Regions from separate parts of the Mus musculus genome. Here region 2 is linked to region 1. Evidence: chromatin loops called from intact Hi-C (ENCODE). Cell type or tissue: heart. All regions are shown on one strand. Each heading gives the region's core, and the rest is flanking DNA. Links, peaks and the distances in the headings are about the cores only. Region 1 has its middle 28 kb from the start of Gm34965. Region 2 overlaps Tbc1d22a (TBC1 domain family, member 22a).

Region 1 (14,853 bases), core at 2,558-10,557:
TGGTGGTCTTTCTGCAATGTGAACTCTGGGCAGAGAAGGCTGGCTCCTGATATGGTGCTAGGAAGGGGCATTCCACCCTAGTGGATTCACTGGGGTGTGGAAATTGCCTTCCCTGTGGCCTAAGCACAGACTTCCAAGACCAGCACAAACTCAGCTTGAAAATAGAAAGAAGCATAAAGAAATGCAAAGGCGCTTCACAATGTGGTTTACGGATTCAAAGCAAAAGCATCGTCTTTGGAAAAATGCAATTGGAGACAGCTCGTCAGTGACGTTGAGTGACGGTTATAATTTGAAGCCCGAAGAGGAATTATTAAAGTCCTGGGAGCAACATCTGTGGATGGCAAGGAAAATGTCATCATTATTTTGAAATAGTCTATATAAAAATTTCAGCTAGATTCAAAACCTATTTGCATGGTTACACACACACACACACACACACACACACACACACACACCAACATTATATTTGTCAGTGAAAGAGAAGAACAACTCATTAGTTGAGAAGAACAAGATTCACATTCGGCTTAGAGGAGAGAACCAGGTCAAGGACCTGGGTCAGTCCCGAGGTGAGGTTGCCCATGGGCAGAATGGCAGCAAGAGGTGTTTGATCACATGACCCCAGGGTCTGGATAAAGCTTTGCATCAGTGCTTTGAGAAGACGGAGCCCGGAGACACCGGAGGCCATTTCAAACACAAGGTCGTGCACCAAGGGCACTGTCTGACTCTCCTTTTCAATCTTATTTTTTATTGTATTTTACTTATTTATAGAGGGTGCACACACCACAGAACACACGTGGAGACCAGAGGGCAACTTGCAGGAGTTGCTTTGCTCCTTCTATCATGAGCATCCCGGACATTGAATTCAGGTCACCAGGCTTGGTGACAGGCACCTCGACCTGCTGAGCCATCGCAAAAACCCAATTTTCATTTTTGAAAAGGTTTCATTTAGGAGCTTAAATTCAATATTCAATGTCTGTATCATGTGGAACTTTTCCCATACCATTCTATACTGTAAAGCTGTGATCATTGGCAGGAGGGGTGTATTTATGGCCCTGGGGACAAGAGCAATATTCAGCAGCCCAGAGACTGGGTAGCTAGCCGCCAGGCAGGACTGTTAGATGCAAACCCTGCTCGTCACTGGCCGGTGAATAGACAGCAACAGTTCTGGCCCTGGTTCTTCATCCTTAGAATGGAACACCTCACCTAAGAGAGTTTTATCAGCATCCAGAGAGGGCAAATTCATTAATCAGAGCAAAACGACTGTTCAGCACACATCAAAAGCCACTTTGCAAACAGATGACAGACAAGAAAGGCAGTAGCAGCCACTGAGGATGACTGGAAGGTCACATGACCAGGCACTCATGCTTCAATGTTCAAATCAAGTGTCAGCTGAGTGAGAGCAGAGCCACGCCTTGCAGGCCAGGGCTCTTCTGACAATATGCACCCAGTGACTGTGGGGATAGCAGGGTCAGCTCTCTAGGCCTAAGTGCTTGCACTGCCTACAGCTGGCTGGAGCATGCCCAAGGCCCATTGGCTCCTGATGTTACAAGGAGCCATTAGCCCAGGCTGGGTCCCTAAGGAACATCTGGTCACCTCAGTCCCCTGCGGGCCACGTGCACTGGAAGATGACTCAGAGAAGATAGAGGTGCAGTGGCCTCTTCCCACAGTCTTCTCCTCACAGCTCATTCGGAAGCATCCGGAAGCAGCCCCAAAGCCTCTGGACACACTCCAGCCAAAGTCAAGGCCCTGTCAGGCCTGCTGAGGCTAGCAGAGCTTCTGATGTGTCCATGTCAGTCACTGGACCCAAAGAGAGGTTTTTGGAAATTTAGCAGGACACAGAGTGTTCTCCCACACAGACCAGATGGAGGCCAAGGTCCCTGGGGACACACACACCAGTTGACTCTCTGGCATCATTCACTGGGAATACATAGGCACCACAGGTGTCCAGCATACCTCAGCCTTTTTTGCTAGCTCTGTCGCCTCCAGCCAATGAGCAAGGCCCTGTGAACTAGATGCAGCAGATGCTGCCAGCATGGGCTCAGCCTTAGCCATAAGCAAGGCTGGGGAGACCAAGGTAGCAGGCATCTATCTTCTCACAGGGGAGGCTACATGGCCAAGTGTGAAGTGTGGAAGGGCAAGGCTCTACCAAGGCATCTCTCCTCACCCTAGAAAACATCTTCTTGTTGGGTGTGTATCCAGCTCAGCCATCTGTGCCTATCTGGGTGTGGTCTTCCTCCTATAACAACACCAGTGGTGTTGGATGGGGGTCTACCTGTACGGCCTCATTTAGCTGAGTTAACTTTGTGAAGTCCCTGTGTCCAGACATGGTCACATCCTGGGTCCAAGGGGTATTCTACCTGATAGATTTCAGGGACTATTCTCAGTCCACTCTCTGGACCCTCATCTCTTCTGTCTGCTGACAGTGGTCTGAGCCTGTCTGCCCCTGGCATGGCCAGGATCTTCACAAGGTTTGGGAGAGAACCACTCACAGCTTGCTCACCAAGCTAGCCCACTTTCCCGCCTCACAAAGAGGGGAAGGAACAGGAAGCAGGCAGTTTAGACAAGAACAGAAAAGTGAGCATTTTAGTACATTAATGAGATCTGGCTTATGGACAGACTGCAACTTATTCCTGGGTACCTGGAATAACTGTCCTCCAATGAAGTGGATATAAGGACAACACACCTGTTTTGAGAAACCTGGAAATCAGTGAGGAGCTCAAAGAGAAGGTCCCATTTGATAATCCTGTCTTGTACCCACAAAGCCCCTGATCTGGAATGTTCCTGGATCAGCAAGCCACCTCAGCTCAGCTGACCAGTCCAGGTTCAGCAGGATATCTGGCGTATGCACAGATCTCGGGTGAGCTGGATTCCTCACACAGGCTGGGTAAGGGCTATTCCTTGGTGGCTCCTTCTGAAAGCTCAGAAGATATCAGATGAGTCCCAAGAGCCTTTCAAATGCAGGTCCTGTAGCCTCCCAGTTCCAGGAGTGGAAGTATGGAAGAGAGACTAGGAAGACCCTTCCAGGGTGTTCCAGAATGTTCAGGGAGAAACACCAACAATATCAAAAGGTTTACATTTTAAAAACAAACAAACAAACAAACTACCTCTCTTAGTCAGGGTTTCTATTCCTGCACAAACATCATGACCAAGAAGCAAGTTGGGGAGGAAAGGGTTTATTCAGCTTACACTTCCATGATGCTGTTGATCACCAAAGAAAGTCAGGACTGGAACTCAAGCAGGTCAGGAAGCAGGAGCTGATGCAGAGGCCATGGAGGGATGTTTCTTACTGGCTTACTTCCCCTGGCTTGCTCAGCCTGCTTTCTTATAGAACCCAGCACTCCAGCCCAGGGATGGCACCACCCACAAGGGCCCTGCCCCCCTACCCCCTGCCTCTTGATCACCAACTGAGAAAATGCCCCACAGCTGGATCTTATGGAGGCATTTCCCCAACTGAAGCTCCTTTCTCTGTGATAACTCCAGCCTGTGTCAAGTTGACACACAAAACCAGCCAGTACACTACCTAATACAAGAGTGGTCTAGAAAGCCTGGAAGATCTAGGCCCCTCCCATGCCAAGTGCAAGGTGTAGCTCTCAAAGAGATCTAGCAGAGCCATTTTGGAGAAAGGCAGTGGGGAAGAGAGCCCGGGGGTATGATCTGTATGGCCCCTGATCTGGAGAGACCCAGAAGGTCAAATGAATGTATCCACAAACTCCTTCCACTACCTACTTTGCCTTGTAGGGACTGCTCAGAAACTGAGCTCAAAGAGGCTCCTCCCGGTAGGGTAGGGGTGTAAGGAAACCCGTATTGCTAAAGTCGTAAGAAGCAGAACCTACCTTCACCCCTCAGATGTCAATGGAGGACTCATGATTACAAATCTGCAAGACACACACATCCTCACTTCATCCTCCCTTCAGATCCCCGGCATTCCCTGCCCCCCTGCAGACTCACATACCCATCATAGCCTGGTGCACACTGGTAATTATCTCCGCAAACCCCTGGTGGAGGCCAGTCTTCTTCGATTCTTGTCAAATCGCTTTAATTATGAGTTTGCAATTGGCCCACTCACAGACTCACCTGGGAGTGGGCAGCTTGCTTCCACTCTGCCGAGTTCGAAAGAAGTTGGGCAAGCCGGAGAGTTCAGAAAGAAGTGGATTTTGTAAAATTCAAGTGTGATCAGGGGTTTGGAAAGGCCCAGAAGCCCTTGACTACCAGGCCCAGCCCTGCCTTCCCTCTTCCAGATGCTAGGAAGCTACAGCCTGTTCTGCGGAAGGGCCTGTTAACCAGAGTAAGCAGAAGCAAGCTGGACCACTTGTGCCCATGAAGCCTGGCGGGTGGGTAGAATCAACCACTATGGTCCAACTGAGCATGCAGAAATGACAGGTATTCTGGGGTACTGGATTGGCGTGTGGTTAGTTATATATGCATCAACAGTTGATGGGTGCTGACATCCACTTCAGCCTTCTCCTAAGCCTGTCCCCAAGAGGCAGTGCTTGTGACAGGGCAGGTATCTCTAGGCTGTTCACAGCCACCTCAACTCTGAGGCCCAGGGGAGAACTCCCAAAGCTCACACTGGAACCCCAGTGAATTACAGGTGACCTAAGGGCACTTCAGACCTGCGGTGAGGTCTCGCCTTCTAGAAGGACAGGAGGACTTCCTCCGACCTTGCTCTTTAGTTGAAGCCACATGTTCACTGTCATCTATGGCCCCGAGACCTACCCAGACTCATCACTGATTTTCTCTCTCTGCTGAGAACAAGTGCCCCCACCCCCACCCCCACCCCAACCCCTGCATCCTGCTCTGGTGACTTAACTGTCTTGCTCTTCTCAGCAGCCAGCATATGGCCCAGAGGCCAGAAACCTGATGTGTCCTAGCTTCTGCCAATGGCCAGCTGGAAATCGAGCCTCTGCTGTCTGTCTTCTTCTCATCTCTGACATGGGCATGGCTTTAGAATGGTCACAGCCTGGTCACAGGGGTGAAGTCCCTACATGAAGGGCAGTGCTGATGCAGGGGAGGGATCCGGAATGAGCACACCAGGTCTGCAAAATCCTTCCCTGCCTCCTCCCTGCAGGCAAGCTTGAACAAACCTGCTGATGTCTATACCTGAGTCCCAAAGGAAGAGTGTCTAACCCCAGGCTTGCAGCTACAAGACCCCGGGTGCAGGAGATCACAGTCCAGACAGTCACCCCTTCTGCCAAACCAATGTCCCCAGCGGGCACCTCTTTTACTTCCCACCTGGATATGTGGAGCGGGTAGACGTAGCCTCCTCCAGTCCATCCTTGCCAGATAATTAGTCCATGGCCTTGCAATCTCTGCATTTTGAAATTCATCCTGAACCCTCATAACCCGCTGGGCTTCATCTCAAATGCCCGCGTACTTTCATCTCTCCTTCATTAATTCTCACACCCGCACCCGGGCACAGTGCAGCCGCCTCTCCTCACAGGGCCGTCTGCAGTCTCAGCCCTGCAAATTGATCGGTGCTTCCTTCTCGCTGGCATTTGCACAACGGGAGATGGTCTATGTGTCTGCGACTGGCCAGCATCTCCTTTCCCTTCAATTTGCAGACGGCTCAGCTCCCAGCAAAGAAGGTGAGGTGAGATTAATTGGCAGAGCCGAATGAGGGCCGCTCTGCCCCCAAAAGTGGGCGTGAGGCCATGAACAAGTCACTGTCTAATTGGTTACATGCGACCCTGTCCTTTTTTGCAAAAAACTTAATTCTAAGTCTTAACATTTGAAGCACCATCAATATTAATTATTGCTGCCTTTTTTCTGAGTGACCCCTCACCCGGGAAAGGGCACACCCATTTCTCACAAGGAGCAGGATAGACTTGAGAGCGACCTTGGGGTTTCTGAAGGAGAAGGCCTGGCTCCCTGTGTTGGGGAAACCGAGGTTCAGCTGGCTCCCCTGCCTTCTGATGTCTCTCTTGCTTTATGTCTGCCAAGTGCCGAGGGATGAAGCCACTCCAGTTTTTGCTCACATCTTCTGGCACTTCTCAAGGGTTGCAAAGGTCCTTTCTTGACATTTCCAAAGGATGGACTCTTGGCATTGCTACCAAGGGAATGGCCTAGCCCATAAAAGCTCTGTGGAGATGACTAGTTAAGCCATGAACTGGTTCTGGGTAGTCAGGGTCACTGCCTTCTAACCAAAACAGGTAGGAAAGACTGAATAGGACCCTTAGGGTAAAGTAGAATCCCTCGTACTTGTAAGTGGCCCTGAGGTTCCCTCTAGCCACTCTCCACAGGGAAGATGCCATGCTGCACAGAGCCTTCTAACCGGAGTGAGTTTCCCAGGACACATTAGACAGTGGTCCCCGAAGTGACTGCAGTACAAGTGGGCAGCCTCAGAGCGCATCCTGGATCGTCTCAGAGGCAGAGTAAAGCATGCAGAGAGTCTGGTTGGTCTTCAAGGGTGGTACCCACATCCTAGGCTCCTCACTACAGAGACACTGAAGGTCTGAGATTAGAATTAAATAATGTGTCTAAATACCAAAGGACATTAAAGATGGTCAGCACTTCAGAAAACTTCAGGAAAAAAGAAAAAGGCTTGAATCAGCTCCTCCATCAGACCCAGAGGGAGCACAGCTCGACAGTACTGTGACTTCTCATCTCGGGACCCAGAAATGGCAAGTGACAAACTTCTACTGTGAAAACCATGGAGTTTGGGGGTTGGCAGCAAGCAGGGAATTAACACAAAATCCATTGTAGAGTCCCACCTGGCTAGGAGTGTGGCTGAGAGGGAAAGCTCTGACTTACCCTACACTGGAGTCCTAGATTCCCTCCCCAATGCCACAACAAAAGAGAAAGAAAGACAAGACGCCTTACTGACCACAGATAGAAGTCTATGTTTTGTCCATTTTGTAGCAAAACTAAGCTAAGGCACAGGGTTGGGAGCTGAGCCAAGGTGACCAGTTAGCCAGTAGTGGTGCCTGTGCTCTTGAGCCCTGCTCTGTTCTATACCCCAGTAAGGCCACCTGCAGCCTCTCAGGGGCAGAATGCATGGGTTCAACTCTCACTGTCCACACTCAGATATAACACCTCAGAGACTCCCCTGTGCCCTGGGAAACAAGCTAGGCAGCTGGGTTGACTGATTTTTTTGCAGATTGAGCAAGAGAGGGTCCTGAACAAGAATCATGTCATTAACCATCAATATCGGGGGGTATAACAAGAGAAAAGAGGTTCAACTGATAGCTACACCAGGGCCACTAATATGCTCTGGGTGACTGGACACAGGGACCTATTCACTGGACAATGGAGCCTGAGCTCACAGCTTGTCGTGTGTGCTTTCTTTCCCATCAGGCCCTGGGACACCTGCCTCAAGTTCCAGAGGTTTCCATCACTGATTGCAAAATGTGGTTCTCTGAACTGCTTGCTCTAATTGCAGGCAAAGATTACTCCCACAGTTTCAGGGCCAGCAGCTGGGCTAAGTGGCCGTCCCCAAAAGCCATTTCCTGCCTGGCTGGGTACAGAATGTTCTTTCCCTCTAAGTGAAATAAACAGGTCTGAACTCGTTGGACTTTCTATCCGCCGTCCACTAAAGCCTTCCAGCTCCTGAGTTTCCACACAACTAAGATTTATAGTGTCTATTCTCCCCAGAGCAGAGTCCCCAGATAATGTTAATAGATGGCTAGTTTTGTCAATAAATCCCTCTGGCAATGGAAATATCTATTTCAGATGAGCTCTCTGAAGCCATGCTCCATGTGTGGAGGGCACTTAGCCCGCTTCCACCCACTTTGCAGGCAAGAGCACTTCTGCAGAGCTAGACTGTGCCACCCTCTTATCTCAGGACCCAGGCAGGTCTCAGGGCTGATGGCTTAGGTGGGAAGCCTTTCAGCAAGGGCCTCTGAAACAGCAGAACAACATCCTTCCCTGGGCTCGGGGGGAAGGGGCTCAGGGCAGGTCTCACTGAGTGCCCACCGCACCTACTATTTGAGTGATGGATTGGTCCAGGTGCCATATTCTCTACTGAGACAGCTTCTCCCGCTGCTAACCCCACCAGCCTAGAGGGTATCCATCCCTCTCCCTCTCGGCTTCTGCCTGCATCTCCTGACCTCTTCTGCCCTGGTGCTGCTGAGAGGCCTCTTATAGTTCCCTGACCTTGAGCTGTCCCGCTATCTGTCCTCACCCCATGCCCATATCTCTTTACCTAAAAGTTGGCTTTCTGGAACAAACCCCTCCTGAGCTCTGGGGTTTCCATTCATATTAAGAACGAGGCTGCCAAAGGTGTGTGAGGGGGTCCCATGCTACCTAAGGCCCTGCACAGCTGGGTCCCCAGCTCCCCTTCAGCACTGGCCACACATCCAGCATGGGACAATCCCAGGATCCCTCTACAGTAGGGGAACAGAGTTCCCTATAGCATGCTGTGCCCATGCTAAAAGCACCTAACCCTGGAGGCCCAGTAGGGACCACCTTCTTCAAGGAAGATTGTTAACTCCAGCCTTGGTCACATAAAGAGCCTGTCAAAAAGAAGAAAATGAGGAAAGGAAGGAAGGATGGTGGGAAGAACAGTGACAGAGGGAGGGAAGAAGAGAGAGGGAGGAAGGGAGGGAGGGAGGGAGGGAGGGAGGGAGGGAGGGAGGGAGGGAGGGAGGGAGGGACACAGCTTCTGGTTGATTCTAGAGCAGAAGATAGAGACAGATTCACTGGTATCAATAATAAGAATTAATGGGGAAGGCAGAACTCACATTTACCTCTGTGTTCTGTATTAAAATTGCTCTCATGTGTCACTGCCAGCACACAAGTGACACATTTACTTAAGCTCAGTCACTGCTATTGTCACCTGCAGACTTTCCTGATGATTCTTCCTCTGTGGCCAGATTCTCCCTCATAGGGACAGTGAGCCACGCCCCCACCCACCCACAGAAGGCCACATGGACCCAAAAGCAGTAAGGACCTGCCAGGCAGTTTCTTCTCTTTTCTTTTCTTTTTTTAAAAATATGTTTTATTATTACATATTTTCCTCAATTACATTTAGAATGCTATCCCAAAAGTCCCCCATACCCTCCCCCCCACTTCCCTACCCACCCATTCCCATTTTTTGGCCCTGGCATTCCCCTGTACTGGGGCATATAAAGGCAGTTTCTTTTCTAAGTGGAAGTTCTGTAGCCTGGGGTGTGCATCCTGCTGTCTGTCACTGGGGACATGGGACACCAGAACAAAGCTGATCTCTACCTCCCTACATCCAGTGCTGATGGTCTCTCAGACCTAAACCCACCGAGACCCATGCAGGCTGGGAGGGTGTCTGGCCTCTGCTCTATCTGCAGCCTTCCAGGGCTGATACCATGCTCCTTAGTTGCTTGGTATAGGGTGAGACCCACCTAGATTAGTGGGCATAATTGATCCCTAGAATACCAAGGCCCTCAAGAGCCTGTTTGGCGTGTAGGCTGGATGACAGAGTCACCCCTGTCACATTAGATCAGTCTCAGGAACAAGCTTTTGTGGTAGGCTAACATTCCCAGCTAGCTCTTGCCCTTTTCCTATAAATTCCTGAGCATCTCCCAATATCCCTTTCTGCTCCTGACCTCCCCTTGCCACCTAATTAGGGGGATTCCCTCCACCTCCGCCTTCCCAGTGCCCTCCTCCCCTGGTGTTCTAACAAGCACGGCCCCGTGGGACATCCCTGCGTGCTTGCCTTCTCTCCCGTGTACTGCCATTTTTTTTCTCCCCCTGTCACAAGTAGCAAGCTGCACAACACCAATGCAAGAAGAGGAGCTCAACCTAGTTGCAAGCAACAGAAGCTGGGTTAAGCTCCAGGACAAAGAGGATTTGTAAAAGGTCAGGTTGGGTCACAAGGACAAAGACTCTGGAGGGCCCAGGGGAGAAAGGGGTCATAGAGAGCTGTATTGCAGCCCAGCCAGGGCATTCTCCGGCTTTGTGATCAGCATCGCTATCAGAAAGCCAGCACCCATTGGCCTCCCTCACTGGGCTCATAGACTCGGGCTGCACAAGTTTGTGGTCCAAGACCTCCTTTGTGGTCAGTATAATGCAGCCTTGCCACAGCAGGGCTCTGCCAAGAAGACAGTCTGCTGGGCAAGCAACTAAGAGCTCTATGAGTGGTGCAGCTACTGTCCTGAGACACAAGCTGTTCGTAGACATGCACTGTGGTAGAAGGGGGTAAGTGTGGGGGATGAATGGACAACAGGAAAGATATGTGGGTAGATGAATGGATGGAAGGGGAAGTAGACATATGGAAGAACAGTTGAGAGAATAGATGAATGATAAGATAGATGGATGAACAGATGGATGCTTAGATGGATGGATGCATGGATGGATGGGTGGATAGATGGATGCATAGATGGATGAGTGCATGGGTGGGTGGGTGGGTGGATGGATGGATGGGTGGGTGGTGGATGCATGGATGGATGGGTATGTGGGTGGGTGTGTGGGTGGATGGATGCATGGGTGGATGGATAGATGGATGCATGCATGCATGGATGGATGCATGCATTGATGCATGGATGCATGGATGGAAAGGTGGACAGATTGATGAGAAATGGATCCACAGGAAATGTTAGAGGCTCCAGGCAAGATACTTTCCTTTCCCTGTAATCTTGATGGCCCTGCTACTCACCAAAAATAGTTCCTGGATCCTGCCACATCTACCAGAGCAGGCTGGTCATATGTGACTTCCCAGCTACAATATTATTGGCCCTCTAGCCTGCCCTACATGGGACTTCCCAGCAGGGATATAAAACCTGTGTGTTGGAAGTCGTTGGCCACCAGGGGTCTCAGGCAAGCCTCCTCCCTTGCTCACTGAACACCTTAGCATTTGCCAGCCACCCATTGCCTCCATGGTGATTGCCTTCTGCCCTGGGAGTCAGTGGTAAGTCCTTCAGGAATGGTGATGGGGAACCAAACCAGCTGCACCACTGTGTCTAGGAAGCCTCATGGAAACAATGGAGCCCCAGCTTCCCCTATGATGTTCAACAGTAAGTAAAGGCCATTTGTTGGCTTCAGGACCAAGTACCATGGCCCCCTAAATCCACTGCAGCCTCAGGGACCATCAAGCACCATGATATGCAATGCATGTGGCCATGTAAGGATGGGAACACCCGACACAGCTGCATGACATTCATGCTGATCAGCCTCCTCCTGGTGGACACGTTGTCATCGTCCCCCCACACCCCGCCGCCGCCTTAAATGCTCCAGAGCACACCCATTCCATCCATCCATCTCTACATATTGAGGAGATGCCACACTCAGTCTCCCTCTCAGCTAAGCACTGCTGGTTCTGCAGTCTGTACTTGAGTCTGAGACAGGATGACCCAGTCAGGAGCAGACAGAGCTAAGAGATGACATTCTGGGTTTCAGGTTCTGATTAGAGTTTCTCCGTGCCCAGTGCTCTGTCCACCTCAGCCAGCTCCTAAGGGTGCAGTTCCATTTAGGGGGTCTCTATGTCTCCCACAAGGTCCAGCATGGTTTGTTAACATGAGACTCTCTTGCCAGGCCACTGGCAAGGAGATGCCTGAAATCTGCAGGGCCTCGGAGGAGCTGGAAGGATGAGTCATCCAAGGGGACAGTAACAGCTGCCTGTCCACAACAAGGCCTTCAGCACAGGTAAGGCTACTAAGGGGCGAGATGAGAAATGGAGAAGGGTCACAAAGCATTGTGTTGTGACATTTTGGGGAGAAAAGGGCAGTTGTCTTCAGAGTACCCAGCACAACATCCCCAAGATACCAAAAGAGCCTCATTTTCCAGTGATTTCAACTCCCAGAAAGCAGGCAGTTCCCTAGTAGGTCACCATGCCTCAGGACTGAGCAGCCATTATGATTCCACGTTTGTCTCTGCTGGGAAAAGACCTGGTGGGCCTACTGGAACTGGTGTTCTGGGGTTCCAGTAGTAACAGCTAGAACCTGGCCACAGGTCTCAGCTTCCCCAATACACTGCATAGCACAGCTACCATGGTAAGAAAATACAGGGCATTTCTTAGGGACGTGTACCCAGCAGGGATGACCACCCTTTGTTGGAAACCTACAAAGCTGGTTGTGTGGGCTGCTGAGGTGGCTTCTCTCCACTCTGCCACTGATTCACAAGCACTTGATATTCCCTGATCCCCAACACAAGCAAGGACTCCATGGCTACTGGGTCTCTGTGGGTGGGAGCCAAGGGTGTCTGGGGTTGCTTAGGAGGGGCCTGGGCAAAGGAGAGAAAGGCAGATGTGGCAGGAAAGGACAGACAGCAGTGGTTGATTGAGCGCTGTGATTGATGAGGCTGTAGGTGGGGCCATGAGAGGCAGGGTTCCTGCCTCTGTGAAACCAGAAAGCTTTCTACTCTACCTCTTAGGCAAAGTGAGAGTATCTGAGTTCTTAGCATTGGGTCAGTGACAGCCATTTCTACCTACTGATAGACAATGTGACTTCCCTCTGGGGATGATTAATGAGAGAAGGAGTGGGTATGGCCAAAGCTGTGCCCTTCTCCTGTGAACTTGGAACCAACATACAGCAATTGAGTCCACCTGGGCCCTGGGATCTGGCACTGTGTGGCTGAAGACAAAAAAAAAAAAAAAAAAAAAAAAAAAAAACCAGAGAAGGCATCAGGATAGGCCAGGCATCACACAGTTATAGCATGGAGACTCCTCAGCAAAGCAGAGAAAGCCATCTGAGAGCAGTAGGTATGGGTTTTGTGGAGGTGAAGAGGAAGCTTGGCACCAGCAAGCTTCCTCAAGGAGCTGGGATGCTTGTGTCTTGCTCTCTGGGCTTCCTATCTGAGATGCCTCATGAAGATTCTGTAAAACCATATGACAGGATATAGAAGACAGCTGTACCCAAGAGCTAGAGATCTGGTCTAGATCCAAGAGCCAGGAATCTGGTCTCCACTCTTACTTCAGTAACAAAGGACTTGGTTTCCCCAATGGTTAAAGGAAAGGTCAGTGAACTTCAAGGTCTTTTATGAAGTGTTGATATCCCAGAGGGGGGGGGTCATATCTAGGAAACTCCCATGAAGCCACAGGTACCACCTTCTTGCTAAGAACTGAGATACCCTCACTTTGCCCAAGAGGTGGGGTAGAAAGCTTTCTGGTCCCACAGAAGCAGGAACCCTGCCCCTCACAGCCCCACCTACAGCCTCACCAATCATAGTGCTCAATCAACTGTCAATCACTGCTGTCTGTCCTTCCTCTCACATCTGCCTTTCTCTCCTTTGCCCAGGCCCCTCCTAAGCAACCCCAGGCACCCTTGGCTCCCACCCACAGAGACCCAAAACTGAGTGGGACTCATTAAGCCAGAATCAGAGCATCATTGACGGGGCTGCACTCTCGTCAAGGCCCCGAGAAACACATATCTCTTCCTGCTTCTAGAGGTGCCTGCATTCTTAAGCTCGTGGCCCCCACTCCCCTCTTCAGAGCCAGCTGCAACTGCTGGACTCTCGCACATCTGTACAGCTCTGATTCTGCACCCTGTACCTCTTCCTTCACCCTGAGGACTCTGAAGTTGGGAAATGTATCCGATACTCCAGAATGGCCTCTGCCCCAGTGCCCTCAGCCACACCCACAGAAGCCCTTTATTGCCGTGTATGTCGACTTTCCTATTGCTCTAACAAACACCATGACCGAAGGTAACTTGGGGAGTGGAGACTTTATTAGAAATAGAAAGTCATAATTCATCACTGAGGGAAGTTAGGGCAGGAACTCAAGGCAGGAACCATAAAGGAACACAGCTTGCTGGCTAGGTCACTCACTCTGTTTCACTCACTGGCTTATATTCAGATTCCTTTTCTATACAGCCCAGGACCACCTGCCCACAGAATGGTGTTGCCTACAGTGAGCTGGGCCCTCCTCCATCAGTAAATAATAGACTTTCCCTCACAGCCATGTCCCCAGGCCAACTTGATCTAAGTGATTCCTCAGTCAAAGAATCTTCTCTCAGATGATTCGAGGCTATGTCAAGTTGGCAATTAAGGCTAACCAGGACCCTCATCCCTGGGTTCAGGGAATTAGAATGTAAGCATCTTCAAGGGTCATGACTCTGCCAACCACATAGGTCCTAGGTTGGTCAACCTTGATAGGCCATTCTAGTCCTGGGGGCGCTCCCAATGGAAGGGACTCTCTCACAGATAACCAGCCAGAGGACACTGAAAGTTAAACTAGATCCCTAGTGTGCAGAAATAAGGCCAGGGGGGATGAGTTGGGCCAAGGATTTCCCCACCCTCACCCCCACCTGGCAGAGGTCACAGGCGAAAGACGTCAGGAATGTGGCCAAGGCTAGGTCCTGAGCTGCCTGTGTAGTTTCGGCCTCCTGACTTCTGCTCACTGCTAAGAACATCCTCGTCCTGCTGAGAGTCTCTTGGGACTCAGGTTCTCTTCTTTGTCCATTTCCCCAGCAAACAGTGGTTCAATAGTGCCCCAATTACTCAGGAGTCACCCATCCATGAAATAGCCAAGCCCTCGTGCCTTCCAGATAAACTGACCATTTCTTAGAACTGGCTTGAAATCTCCATCTCCAGACATGGAGTCCAGGCAGTGAGGGCCCCTCCCTCCCCAGGCTATGGTGGGGGAGGGGCTGTGGTGACACCCACCGTCCCCAGCCCTCTCATCATTGGGACAAAGTCCCAGCCCTTCCCCAGCCAGGATGGAATAGCATTAAAGACTGTTTTCTCAACTTTGCTCTGAAGGGATTTCCTTGATCTGGAGCTAATTGTATTGGCATTAACCTGTTTTAACAGGACTAAAGTATCAATAAATCATTTTTTAGTAGCTCTTCTTATCACAGCCCTCTGCTAATGCATGGCCCTCATGGTGACAAACAGCCATGAAACCACAGCTTTCCTGTAACACACTTTGTCTTTTTAAGCCTTTTCTCTCTTCCTGCTACTTCAGAGACTTCTAAAGTTGATTTAGAGGCGAGAAAGATGAACACAAGGCCA
Region 2 (14,853 bases), core at 2,402-10,401, 330 kb after region 1:
AGAGCAAGCAGGAGGAGGCAGCGGCAGGGGAGAGGCGCTTCTGCCAGACCCAAAAATGGCACAGAGGGAGTTCCGAACAGCTGCAGTTCAGAGCCCAACTAATTCACTTGCTACTGAATTTCAAAGTGTTGCCCACATGTTGCTACTTCCTGCCTTCCATTGGGATTGTCACAAAGGAGCAGAAGCCTGATTAACCTCCCCCAAGCACAGTTCCAGTCACCTACTTCCCTACCCACAAATATCCCACGGCTCTCAGCTAATCCCAGAACAAAGTCCAAATCTGGAAGGCTTTCAGATCTTGACAACCATCTCCACCACCTCCTTCATTTACCGTCAGAGAAACTGAGGCAAGGCTAGGTGTCAGTAGTGAGAAGATCTGAGGCTGTGGAGGCAGATCTGGAGGAGATGTCAGCACCTTCTCTCCACCTACAGTGCTCTCTTCTTGGCATGCCAGCTCTCTCAGAACCAAGTGCTTGCCCAGCAGCCAGCTGCACTCTGCCCATTGCCCATGCTTTTGTCACAGAACCAACACTCGTGCAGCCCGGCCAATTGAGAACAGCTCTATCAGGACAACCTGACTTCAAGGGCTGCTTCACCAGTGGGTGACCCTGAGGCTGGGAATGACTGGCACCATGACTGGCACACCGTGCTTGCTTGCACACGGCTCTGAACCACAGCTACCCCCCACCCCACCCCTGCCCTGCTTCCTGGGATATCTACCTGCCCTGCTCCCTTTTCCTAAGCGTTTTCTTAGGGGTGGCCTTGCCCTATCTTCCAGTCACTACCATCACACTCATAAGACAGGTGTGGTGTCATACCCGTGGACTCACCCATGAACACCAGCCTCGGACAATACACTCAAGTGTGCACATAGCCTTCCAGCGCACGTCAGGCCTGGGCAAGCAGTTACTTATGTGTAAGAGTGGTAAGAGTGGTCAGAGCGGGGCGAGCCTGTGCCTTCTTCTTGGCATATCCAACAACAGTACCCCCAAACATCTGTCCTGCCAGCTGCTCCCCCTCCAATCAGCTAGCCTTGCAGCACAGAACCAGATGCCAAAGCCTTGTCACAGAAGCCTGGTATCACAGTATTAGCCTCTGTGCCCAGCACATACCTGCTATGAGGCACATTCAGGAAACCCTGAACCTGCCTTACACTAAGTGGGTGAGGCCACTCGACTATGGCTTTTTTTTCCTAAGAATAATTTATTTTTAGTTTAAGTGTGTCTTAGTTAGGGTTCTATTGCTGTGAAGAGACACCATGACTACCCAACTCTTACAAAGAAAAATACTTCATTGGGGCTGGCTTACAGTTTAGAGGTTTAATCCATTCTTGTCAACCTTGGTGGCATGCAGGCAGAAAAGGTAGCTGAAAACTCTGATCTGGATCCACAAGCAGCAGGAAGAGACACGGCTTCCAACAAGACCACACCTACTTCAACAAGGCCACACCTTCTAACAGTGCAACCCATTTGGATCTATGGAGGCCATTCTCATTCAAACTACCACAGTGTGTATGGGTATTCTGCCTGTATGTATGTCCATGTACCACATACAAAACACCTGAGGAAGACAAAAGAGGGTGTTGGATGCCCTGGAACTGGAGTTACAGACAGTGGTGAGTCACCATGTGGGTGCTGGGATTCAAACACAGGTCCTCTGGGAAACCATCAAGTGTTCTTAACTTCTGAGCCATCTCTCCAGCCCCCAGCTTAATAGCTGAAAACTGGAATTACTAGGTAGTGCTGCAGTGGACGTGGGAATACTAGGCAGTGTTACAGTGCCCGTGAATAACACAAAACAAGAGAACAGCTACATTCTAAACTTACCCAGAATGCTTAGTCTTCCCACTAAGCTCCAAGTCCTCAGCAAGAAGAGGACTGATAGCGCAGAGCACATAAGGACTCTGTCAGAGAGGTGTGGCTTCAATGCCCGTTCCTACCCAAGAACCTGGGCTTAAGATGTGAAGTAGAGCAATTACCTCAGAGGCTGCAGGTGCCAACTGGACAGGATGGTGTAGTGGTTAATGTTCAGTGCTGCCAGATGTGAAATCACATAGGAGACACATCTCGGGGTGAGTCTGTGAGGGTGGCTCCAGAGAAGATTAACTAAGACCCATCTCCTGAACATGGAGGTACCATCCCACAGGCTGGGGTCCCAGGCTGAATAGAAAGGGAGGAAAGGAGAAGCCAGTTTAAGCACCAGCACTGGTCTTTGCTTCCTAATAGATGCAAAAGGAGCAGCTGCCTCATCTTCCTGCCACCATGTGCCCTGGCCATAATGGAATGAGCTCTCAGACTGTGAGCCACAGGAAACCCTTTCTTCCGTGCATTGCTTTCCCTGGCATTCTATCTCAGCAGGAGCAATGGTAACTAATACAGATGGAAGGGTACCAGCCTGAGCACCAACATGTTCCAGGGAGACAGCCTCTGCCGACCAGAGGGAAAAGCGGGTAGATTATGCCTGGTTACCACTTACAGTGTCAGTGCTGTGCACAGGCTACCTGTGCTTCTTGTCATCTTAGATGTCAGTAGTATGAGTGAGTGGCACCCATGGTCCCCACAGTCCACACATGACAAAGAAAAGAGTTGACAAACCACTTTCTTTGGGTTTTTTTTTTTTTTTAAGATTTATTTATTTTTATTTATATGATGCATACACTGTAGCTGTCTTCAGACACACCAGAAGAGGGCATCAGATCCCATTACAGATGGATGTGAGCCACCATGTGGTTGCTGAGAATTGAACTCAGGACCTCTGGAAGAGCAGTCAGTGCTCTTAACCACTGAGCCATCTCTCTAGCTCTGACAAACCACTTTCAAGTGGGTACCTGGGTTCGGACAAAAGAGCTCTGTTGGTCATGGGAAACACCTGAAGAAGCCACCCCAGAGACACAGGAAGGGCCCTCTCTTCACTCAATAGTAAAAATGAGAAGTCCTCAGGTTTATAACTATTACAGAAACCTTTTCAGATGAAGGACCAGTTGCCAATCTTCTGCAGGACAGCCATTCAAGGAGATGGCCACTGGGAGGTGGGGGTGTTAAGCTGTCTGCCCTGAGATAATCTCCTGTTGTGTGTTATTTTAATGTTACATCGACTTTGATAAAAGAGTATTTTTCTCAAATGCTGATTGGCTCCTGTGGCATTAAGAAACTGGTGAGCACATAGGGGGCGGAGTGAACGTGCATGCTGGGTGCCTCCTGTCCCCAGGCTCCTGGAATCGACGCTTATTTCTAAGTAAAGAATGAGTACATGCCACCTACATGCTGCCATTTGTATCTGTAAAAGAGCATGAGGGCGACAGTGTGCTTAGCCCCGCCTCCTCCTCAGAAGAGACAAGAAAGGCAGCTGAGGGACGGCAGAGGGAGAGCAGTCCCTGTGTGGGCCCTCCGGGAACATCCCAAGTCTCCAGCTCTATGTTCAATGCAGCTTTTCAATTAAAGTAATTAGTGAGTCAACAGTAAAAGGAGGCACCCCGTTCCCTAGACTCTGAGGCAGGCCTCGCCTCCCCCACCCCCAGAACGGCAGCGAACAGCATTCCTGGTATTGCAGCTTAAGACTGATTCTGAAGACCACAAAACATGTCAAGGTCTTGATGAAGCACGAAAATAAAATGCTGCCTCGGATGGATATGCAATGTTAATATCAATTTTACATAAAGATCGTTTTCGAATCATTGTATCGCCATTCAAAAGATGATGGCGAGAGGAGCTGGAGAGAGCTCCTTTTATACGGCTCCACTTTCCAGCACACACATGGTAGCTCACGGCCATCAGGAACTCCAGTTCCTGGAGACCTGCCACCTTCTTCTGGTCTCCTTGGGCCTCTGTATTCACACAGTGTGTGTGAACTCACACAAGAACATGTCATGCACATTAAAGAACAAAGTTTTGAACTTTCTTAAGTGGTGGTTGAGGAGGAAGCAGCAACATGGAAAGGCTTATGACATAACATTAACAAGAGGAGAAAGTTTAAATCACAGCACTTCCCCCCACAGCCTCTGGGGGAAAGCAGAGCAGGAGTGTGCACAGATAAGAAATAGGGGCGGCTGCCACCGGGCTCCTCACTAACCACTCCCTGGGGTGGCCTCATCGCACCTTCATGAGCTTGCAGGCAGGTACCATCACCCATCCTACAGGGGATGAAACGGAAGCTCTAAGGAGGTAGCAGGACAATGCCTAGGCAACCCTGTTGGTATTAGGCATGGTACAGCAGGACCTGTGCCCACCCCACCCTGCCTCCCAAGACGATAAGAGCCAGGGCCTGAAGTGACGATTTCATACTTTTCTATAATCCATTTATCCCAACTTCTAGAAACTAAAACAAATACATGAGTAATATCATGTGTTAAAAAAAGATCTTATTTGTTATAGATAGAAGTGTGTCCTTCAAAATGCACAGTGAGGCCCAACTCCCACTGTGACTGCAGTCCTTCCACACAAGGTCCACACAGGGGAAGCTGGGGCCAGACAAGGTCATGAGGGTGGACCTCTCTAGTGGGGCAGTGCTGGCACCTCAAGTGTAACTCTCTTACACCAGCTATTACTAACTGGATGTTCTCTCTCTCTCTCTCTCTCCTCTCTCCACTCTCCTCTCTCTCTCTCTCTCTCTCTCTCTCTCTCTCTCTCTCTCTCTCTCTCTCTCCCTTCTCTGAGTCTCCTTTCCCTCTTCCATCTCTCTTCTCTCTCCCCCTTCTGCCTCTCTATCATTTTACAACCCTTCCTTCCTCTTATCTCTCCTCTCCTTCCCACTACTTCCCTATTTCTTGCTCTCTCTAATTCTAGCTCTTCCCACTCTCCCTCTCTCTCCTTCTCTAACTCTAGCTTTCTCCCTCCAACCTCCCTGTCTCTATCACTAACTCTAACTCGCTCACTTCTCTCCCTCCTCTTCCCTTTCCCTCCTCCTTTCCCCTCCTCTGGCCCCCTCTTCCTTCCCTCTCTCCTTGTCTCCCTCCTCCCTCTCTCTTTCTCTAACTCTAGCACTGTCCTGTCTCCATCCTTGCTCCTTCTCTGTGTCTTGCTCTATTTCTCTTTCCGTACATATACAAAAGCAAAGCCATATGGGGACAAAGTTTAAGTGACATCTTCAACAAAGAGGACAGGCCTCACCAGAAGAACCCTCAGCCCACCCCTGATCTTGGAAAGCAATGTGGGTCCTATGAGGTGCCCAGTGCAGTGTCCTGTGACAGCAGCCTGGCATTCACCACCTGTCTTGAATTCCTCATCTGGAGAAAGTGTTATTCTGCTGTCAACATTGGGCACTGTGAATGTCTCCCTTTGAGACCATTTCAACACAGTCTAAGGCTTCATCAGAAAGCCTGTCCTGGACATGACACCCACACAATGGAATCAGCAGACACTCCTGACCTTCCCATATACAACAAAGGCATACAGATACGTGCAGACATCTGTCACCATCAGCACTGTCCCCATCAGCACTGTCACCATCAGCACTGTCCCCATCAGCACTGTCCCCATCAGCACTGTCACCATCAGCACTGTCACCATCAGCACTGTCACCATCAGCACTGTCACCATCAGCACTGTCCCCATCAGCACTGTCACCACCAGCACTGTCACCACCAGCACTGTCACCATCAGCACTGTCAGCTGCAGCAGCAGCACTGCCATCATCTTCTTCTCTGTCATTACCATCGACCTTGATTACCACATCCTCACCAGTACCATCCACATCACCAACATCACTCCAGATAGCTGGACAGTCCATGACTCCACTCAAAAGTCTGCTTTCCATTACTAGGCAAGGGCAGAGGACAGCAGACTAGAGACCAGCAGCACTCTGGTGTCCCTAGGAATCTGGAAGAAAATGATGGATCTGAGCCGTCAACGTCTGGTAAGGAGGAGCAACACCGCACAGAGTGGACTGTGGAGATTAGGTAAGCACGGAGATACTGAGTTTCTAGTTTACACAAACAGACGATGATCTAGAATGGTGGACTGAAGCACGAAGAGGAGAGCTCCCTTCCCCTGCCCAGGGCCAGTAGATAAAAGGAACAAAAACCCCATAAGCAAAATCACTGAAAACAAAGTTTTCATGGAGAGACCAATAAGCCAAAGAAGCAGAAGCAGCATTGTAAGCTCCATCATCACTGGAGCAAGGAGGTAGCAGATCCCGAGGGAATCTGAAAACTAATCACCCGGCACCACTGGGAGATGCACCCCAGAACAGTCATATGGCACCTCACAGAAGGAGCTGGCCTGTCCTGAAACTCAGCGAGGATCCCTTCCACCCACTTAGAAAGTGAGACCCAGAGAACCACAGAGCCGTGGAGCACCCTGCAGTCATGCTCAAGCTGAGACAGCGCTGGTAACAAGAACATACCCGGCACAAGGGTAAGTACAAGTGTAGGCTAAGCCACAGCAGAGCCTCGAAGCAAACCGAAAGAAGCAGAAGCTGGGACGAATACTCAGAAGTGACTCCCAGGCTAAGGGCTGGACCACTCCTAAGGGAAGGCTGACCCCTGCTGTCTGAGGCAGAAACCAACAACATAAGCAACCTCATTTTCTTCACTGAGGCACTACATGCCCACCAGTCCCGTAACAGCCCTGGTCAGCATGCGGAGGGGAGTGGCACCTCAGGAGTATAAGCTAGTTCCACCTAGACACCGCAAACCCAACCAAAAGCATGCAGGTGATTAAAGAAAATTCTGGGACTGGGCCCACAGCTCAGCATGAAGGCCCTAGGTTGTTCTCCAACACCACAAAGAAATTAAATAAAAACCAAATACAGGGCTGGTGAGATGGCTCAGCAGTTAAGAGCACCGACTGCTCTTCCAAAGGTCCAAAGTTCAAATCCCAGCAACCACATGGTGGCTCACAACCATCTGTAACAAAAAAAAAATCTGATGCCCTCTTCTGGAGTGTCTGAAGACAGCTACAGTGTACACATATAATAAATAAATAAATCTTAAAAAAAAAAAAAAAACAAATACATAACCAACAACCAAACCCCAGATGGACAAGTCCCAATGCAGAAACATGAAGTCAGAGTGATGTGACTCCTTCAACGGAACAACAACAGACCTCAGTGAGAATGAATCAGATGGATGCCAGAGAATTCAAAGGAACGGTTTTAAGAATGTTGGCAAAATCAAAGAGGACATGAACTCCTGAATGAATTCAAAGACAATACAAAGAGCTGAACAAAATAAAGATGTCAATACAGCAAATGAAGGATGAATTCAATAAATATAAATACTGAAAAAAATCAAATTGAAGTAAGTCAAAAATAACTCAGTGGAGACCTCACCAATAAAACAGATCAAGTAGAAGACAGACTATTATCAGAGTGTGGACACGCTGGATCAAGAAAACTGAAAGGCTTTCTTGCAGTCCATCTGATCACAATGGACTACAGAGCAGAAACCAACAGCAAGAGAGACTGCAAACAAACACGGCATCCATGGAGACTGACACACACCTAACAATCATCAGATTAAAGAGAGAAAAGTTAAATTGCTAAAATGTAAAGCTATAAAACCTCATAGGTTATTGCCTATGGGCGCAGTGAAAGTAGTTCAAAGGGGGAGTTTACAGCTGATTTAAAAGAAAATTGCAAGTACCTCAAATAAATAATTTAATGATACATGTTAAAAACTTAGAAAAACAAAGTACTGGAGCGATGGCTCAGCAGTTAAGAGTACCAACGGCTCTCCCAGAGCACCCAGGTTGGATTCCCAGCACCCACATGGCAGCTCACAAGTGTCTGTAACTCAAAGATGTCTGATGTCCTCTTCTGGCCTCCGTGGGCACCAGGCATGAACATGGCATGCAGACAGGTATCCAGGTAAGAGTCTCATAGTCATAAAATGAAATAGAAATAATTTAAAGAACTTAGGAAAGCAAGAACAAGCCAATCCAAACACAGTAGACAGAAAGAAACAATAAAGATGAGGGCCAGAAGCAATGAAACAAGCAAATATCCTAGCAGTGACAGAGCTGGCTTTTTGAAAAGGTAAACAAGATTGACGATCCATTAGATAAACTAATCAAGAGAGTATAAAGGCACAGATTAGTAAAACTAGAGATGACAAAGTAGATGTTCAACTAGACAAGCATGAACTTCACTAGGTCACCAGGGCATGCTTGGAAAACCTCTAGTCCAATAATTTGGAAATTGTTGATATAGACACATGACCGACCAAAACCCCAGATATAAACAGCTTATATGACTGTACAATAATCAGTGAGACCAAAGCAAGAGTAAAGTCTCCCAACTAAAAATAAAGCCCGGATTCAGGGGGACTCACACTGAACTCCACCAGCCCTTTTACACAGAGCTCACACACGTGCTTCTCAGGCTACTCAATAGAGCAGAAAGAAAGGAATGTGCCAAACTCCTCTATGACGCCAGGGTCACCCTGATCACAAAACCAGAAACACATACACAAACAGAAAATCTACAGACTATTTTCATGAATGAACATGGAATCAGAATTTCTACTTGTTTAGCAAACACATACACATATTAAAACATTTTTTTTAAAAAAGATTTTTGAAAATACAAAATAAAAATACTAAACTGGAAGTTTTTTAAATAAATGGATGACTTTCTAAAGGCATGTTACCTACCAAAATTAACTGAGATAAGATGAAGAACATTGATGAGGAAAAAAAAAAAAGAATATTGATGAGGATAAAATACTGGCAAATATAATTCACCGTGATCAAGCTGACCTCATTGCAGGGATGTAAAGAGAGGTCAACATAAGCAAATCAATACATGTAAAACACTGCATACATGGACCCGAGGACAGAAATCACATAACCATCCAACGCATTCAGAAAAGGCCTCAACACAACTCACCATCCCTCCATGATACAAGCCCAGAGAAAGCAGAAATAGAAGGCTCAAGCCTCAGCAAATAAAAGCTATGCGCAGCAACCCTATCACCAACCAGCAGCCAAACTCAAAAGCAGCAGCTGCAAGGAAACAATTAAGATGAGGGCAAAAATTAATGGAACGGAAATGTAAAAAAAAAAAAAAAAAACAATGGGACAAAGAGTTGGTTCTTTGAAAAATAAGCAAACTTGACAAACCCTTAGCCAAGCTAACCAAAAGGCCCAAATGAATAAAATGACAGATGAAAAGAAAAACATTATGATAGATATCCACAAAGTCCAGAAAAGCCATAAGAACATACCTTCAAAACATATTCCAGGCCAAAGAGATGGCTCACGAGATAAAGGTGCCTGCAACTGTGCCTGATAACCTGAATTTGATATTCAAAATTCATGTAGAAGAAAAGAGAGAAGAGAAGAGAAGAGAAGAGAAGAGAAGAGAAGAGAAGAGAAGAGAAGAGGGAGGAGGAAGAAGGAGGAGGAAGAAGGAGGAGGAAGAAGAAGAAGAAGAAGAGGAAAAGCAGGAGGAGGAGGAGCAAGAGGAGGAAGAGGAACAGAAGGAGGAGCAGGAGGAGCAGGAAGAAGAAGAGGTGAGAAGAGGAGGAAGAAGAAGAAGAGAGCCAACTTCCACTAGTTGTTCTCTGACCTCTTGTGGTACACACCTGCACACACAAACACACATCGAGTATTTAAAAAAAAAATTTTTTTTAATACAAAACAGATACTAAAATAGGAAAATCTAAGGCCGTCAAAGAACACAGACAGAAAAGTCTCAACAGAAAATACTTACAAACCAAATCCAAGAACACACTGAAAAGAGCATTGTCTCAGTTAGGGTTTCTATTGCTCTGATGAAACACCAGACCAAACACAAGCTGGGGAGGAAAGGGTATCTGACTTCTGCTTCCACATCATAGTCTATCACTGAAAGAAGTCAGGACAGGAACTCAAACAGGACAAGTACCTGGAGGCAGGAGTTGATGCAGAACCCATGGAGGGGTCCTGCTTACTGGCTTGTTCCTCATAGCTTGCTCAGCCTGCTTTCATAGAGAATCCAGGACCACCAGCCCAGGGATGGCCCCACCCACAATGGGCTGGACCTTCCCCATCAATCACTAATCAATCAATCCCAATCTTAAAAAGACATTTTCTCAATTGGGGTCCCCTCCTCTCAGAACCTGTGTCAAGCTGACATAAAATTGGCCAACACAAGCATTCATCCTGATAGACTTTGGCTTAATTTCAACAATGCAGGGATGGTTCAACACACACAAATCAATAAATATACAGTATCATAAACGGATTTGAGGATAGAAATCACATGGTCATTTAGTAGTTCCAGCATCCTCTCATGATAAATACCCTGAAGAGACTAGGAATAGAGGGAACGTATCTCAGCATAATAAAGACTAGAACCTATGAACCCTAGAGCCAACATCACAAAAAAATGCAGAAAAACAAAACTAAGTTTTCACTAGATCAGGAACAGAAGATGGGTATCCACTCTTTCAGTGCACTGCTTTAAGTCTTACTAACGCACAAGAGAAGAAATAAAACAGCTACAAAAGGAAGAGGAGTCGAGTTGTCCTTATTTGCACACCACATGACTTGACCCCAATAGACTCCCTCAGGAAACTCTTAGAACTGATAAATACTTTCAGCAAATCAGGGGACAAGGTCAACTTACAAAAATCAGTAGCCTTCACATGGAAGGGAAAGGCCAAAGCAATCCCGGGCAAGAAGAGCAATGCTGAGATCTCAGCATGTCTCACCTCAGGATGCACTAGAGTCACGGTGTCTCTCCTCAGGATGCACTACAGAGGCACGGGGTCTCACCTCAGGACCCACTACAGAGGCACCGTGTCTCACCTCAGGATGCACTACAGAGGCATGGTGTCTCTCCTCAGGATGCACTAGAGTCACAGTGTCTCTCCTCAGGATGCACTACAGAGTCACAGTGTCTCTCCTCAGGATGCAGTAGAGTCATGGTGTCTCTCCTCAGGATGCACTACAGAGGCATGGTGTCTCTCCTCAGGATGCACTACAGAGTCATGGTGTCTCACCTCAGGATGCACTACAGAGGCATGGTGTCTCTCCTCAGGATACACTACAGAGGCACGGTGTCTCACCTCAGGATGTACTAGAGGCACGGTGTCTCTCCTCAGGATGCACTACAGAGGCATGGTGTCTCTCCTCAGGATGCACTACAGAGTCATGGTGTCTCACCTCAGGATGCACTACAGAGGCATGGTGTCTCTCCTCAGGATACACTACAGAGGCACGGTGTCTCACCTCAGGATGTACTAGAGGCACGGTGTCTCTCCTCAGGATGCACTACAGAGGCATGGTGTCTCTCCTCAGGATGCACTACAGAGTCATGGTGTCTCACCTCAGGATGCACTACAGAGGCATGGTGTCTCTCCTCAGGATACACTACAGAGGCACGGTGTCTCTCCTCAGGATGCACTACAGAGGCACGGTGTCTCACCTCAGGATGTACTAGAGGCATGGTGTCTCTCCTCAGGATGCACTACAGAGGCACGGTGTCTCACCTCAGGATGTACTAGAGGCACGGTGTCTCTCCTCAGGATACACTACAGAGGCACGGTGTCTCACCTCAGGATGTACTAGAGGCACGGTGTCTCTCCTCAGGATGCACTACAGAGGCATGATGTCTCACCTCAGGATGCACTACAGAGGCATGGTGTCTCTCCTCAGGATACACTACAGAGGGACGGCAACTAAAACTTCATGGCTGCTACAAAAGCAATGTGCAGGAATACAAGAGGAAACCCAGAAACAAACCCACACGGACACCTGATTTTTCACAAGGATACCAAAAAAAAAAGGATACACTGGAGAAAAGACAGATGATGCTAAGGAAACCAAGTATTCACATGTAAAAAAAAAAAAAATGAAACCAGAAATCAATTCCCAGTGGAATGAAGACCTTAATGTAGACCTGATATTCGGAAGCTGTTAGAGGAAGACGTGAGGAAGCAGACAGAGGCGGGGATCAGGGACTTTCAGAACAGGACTTTTAACAGCTCAGAGAATAGGGCATGACCAGTCAACATGCGGGAAATTGTAAAGCTTGCACACCAGAGGCAATAACTGAGTGAAGTCTTTGCCAGCTGCACATGTGGCAGAGAAATATCTATAATGTATAGAAACCTCAACAGATGAGACACCAAGATGCCAAGCAATGAACTCAACAAATGGACTAACAAAACAGCCTTCAAAAAGATTACATTCTGGCCAATGAAAACCAAAGTCTGAAAGCCTTGGCAATCAGGGAAATACAAACTAAACAACAGTGACATTCTTTCTCTTCCTGGTCGGAATGACTGTCACTAAGACAGCCAGAGTACTGGTGGCCACAAATGCTGGTGGCGATGTAGGGAAAAGGGAACCCACAGAGGTGCCACTGGAGCAGAAACAAGTTCAGTGGCTATGGATATCAGTATGGAGATTCCTCAAAACTGAAACTGGAACCACACTGTGACCACTAATCACACTCTAGTGTGAAGACCTACAGGACTCACACCTCACAGACTGCACATCTATATTTACTGTGGCAGTGTCAATGGCAGCCAAACTACAAAGTCTCAACAAGAATCCATCTACAAGAAAGTGGACCAGACAATGGGACACACACACATGCACACACACACACACACACATGCGCACACACGCTCACACACACATGCACACATACACACACACACACACACACACACACACACACACGGTCACACATACATGGAGTTTTACTCAGCCATAAGGGAGAGTGGGGTAATGTCACTTGCATTAAAACAGGTACAGCTGAGAGTTGTGTTAAGTAAAACAAGTCAACTCAGAGGAAAAAAATACTGCACATCTGCTCTCATTGTGTATCCTAGATTTCGCACAGATACTTACAGTCACCCTTACACACATATGGCGTGTGACAGTAGAAGTGGCAGTGTTTGAAAAGGAATCGAATGAGAGGGAAGGAGGGCAGTGAAACTTCTGTAACAGCATCTTTATGAAACCATCACTGCACCACAAATCTATGTCAATGAAATACATTAAACAATTCAAGTCTGCCGTTTTGATTGAAGGATACAGACACAAGATAATGATCGCCACCTTGTGGCCACGAATGAGAGGACAAGTGACTTGGAGGCAAGATCCTTGGCATGACTGATCTAGATTCAGTAACTCCAGACACCTTCCAGAGAAAAACCCAGCCCATATACGTAAAGCCTCCAGGCCTGGTTTTGGTACCTTCAGAAAAGCCTCTCCTTTGGCACCCCTAACGCAGAGCGACCTATGTCAACTGCTGAAACACAAACACTGGTAACCGTTAAAAACACTGGGCAGGCGGAAAACTGACATGCAGTGAGTGACCTCACTGCAACTTCCTGAGACTGTTCTATGTGCGTGCCTGTAAAGGTCCCACAATATAAGGACATGTGCCTCACATCCACAGCCTGCAGGAGGCTCAGTCTGGAGAGTGGACAGACAGACACAAGCTCTAAAACTGTTAGAGGCAGACAAATGATAGGCACATACGCAACACTGCAGAGAATAGGGAACCAGGAACCCCTGCAGTTCTTCAGTACTCCTCCACTCTGTCCTCAAGTAGAGGAGATTTTCACACTAATGCCACTGATCCTGTAGTCTCTTAATTGCACAATTATTTAGCATCCTAATCTTCAAAAGAAACACTGAGGAAAAAAGGGCAAACGTGTCACAGAGCAACTTTAAGGCTGCCTGCCTGTTTAAAACTATCCAGTAGCCTATGAACACTGTTAATATTTTCTCTGAAGATTACACACCAAAGCTCATCATCCCCAGAAACAAGTTCCCTAAAAGAGCCTTGAACAATATCCTACTGCATTGAAGATATACTCAGCTGTAGTTAACAATGAGACAACTACCTTGTGCAAGGCCCTATTTGTTAACAGTGAGCAGATGGCCCTGAACGCCTTCGACTTGGAGAGCCACTTTGCAGGTCTGTGACAATAGAGACCACCCCAGCATAGGTATTGGCTGTGTCTTTAACTCTCTTTGTGACCAATTCACAGAGGAGAGAGGGAACTCCGGCCTTCCTTACAGGAGGTAATTTTTTCTTGTGAGGGTGGGAGGTAACTTACGCTGTCAGATAGAGGAGAAAGAGGGGTCCCAAGCAGCAGAAGCTTCCTCCCAGCTTTACTCCATAGCATTCAGAGCCTCCTGGCCATCTGCTCATGGCCATGTTCCCAGAGAATATGGCTCCATACTTCATTCATGCCTTCCTCGCCCTCTGTCCAGGCACATTTTCCATCTTCAAACCCAAAGTGGATGACCTGGGTACCCGAGACTATAACTCTGTGCCTGGCTCAGTCCCCAGAGCAGAAAGGACATTGTCTGTTCTGCTGGCTGACGGCTCTCTAGTGCTGAGCTTTTCAGAGCCCCACAGGGGCCCCACTGCTGCGTGGCAGTCACTCGGCAGCCCTCAGGAAACATCACATTTTGCATATTCCGAATGGTCCTCCTGATCAGCAGACACATGTGATGAACATGAATGCCTCCAAGTGTCATTTTCCCAGGCTTCAAAGCAGGCAGGCTTTGTGTGAGTAAATATTGAGTTGATGCTAAGAGGGGAGTGAGCTGTTAAGTTCTATTTGCCACTTTCATCCCTGGGCTCATAACAGAGCATAAGCTACACAAAGAGCAGCGGATGCTGGCACAGGCCTTCGGCAGGTAGAGCCATTTCTGCTGGTCCTTCTCACATCAGCGATTTGCTTCTCCAGCTTCGGCAAATATTTACCACTTTGGGTTTTATGTAATGGGAGGATAATGTATTCCACTGTCCTCAGAGCTACCTTAAAGGCCTTAGGAAAACAGGCAATTTACAAGCTATGTTTCTCTTGCCACTAAATACAAATCCAGTAATTGTTTATCTTTGAAAGCAAATGGTTTTAACTTTTTGGCTTTAAACATTCAAACAGAATTCTTAAAGAAAAAA

The links. A loop is a pair of places that touch in the nucleus more often than their neighbours do. Peaks named below come from ENCODE experiments on the same cell type or tissue, not always from the same donor. Only the 100,000 strongest peaks of a DNase experiment are listed, where the experiment ranks them.
Region 2: a loop joins it to region 1, with 2.8 times the contacts of the local background. A loop is called at or near these places in 11 of 42 quality-filtered maps.

The regions. Positions count from the first base shown.
Region 1 is chr15:86,569,464-86,584,316 of GRCm38, reverse strand. No RefSeq gene overlaps it. Among named protein-coding and RNA genes, the nearest start is that of Gm34965, 28 kb to the left of the region's middle. In heart, for the core only: no CTCF peak of the experiment used is centred there; a DNase peak (open chromatin) is centred at 7,406; H3K27me3 peaks cover 5,752 bases.
Region 2 is chr15:86,242,068-86,256,920 of GRCm38, reverse strand. All of the region lies in intron 4 of Tbc1d22a (TBC1 domain family, member 22a), which reads right to left. Among named protein-coding and RNA genes, the nearest start is that of Tbc1d22a, 35 kb to the right of the region's middle. In heart, for the core only: CTCF peaks have their summits at 3,991 and 6,487 (motif pointing left); no DNase peak of the experiment used is centred there; H3K27me3 peaks cover 499 bases.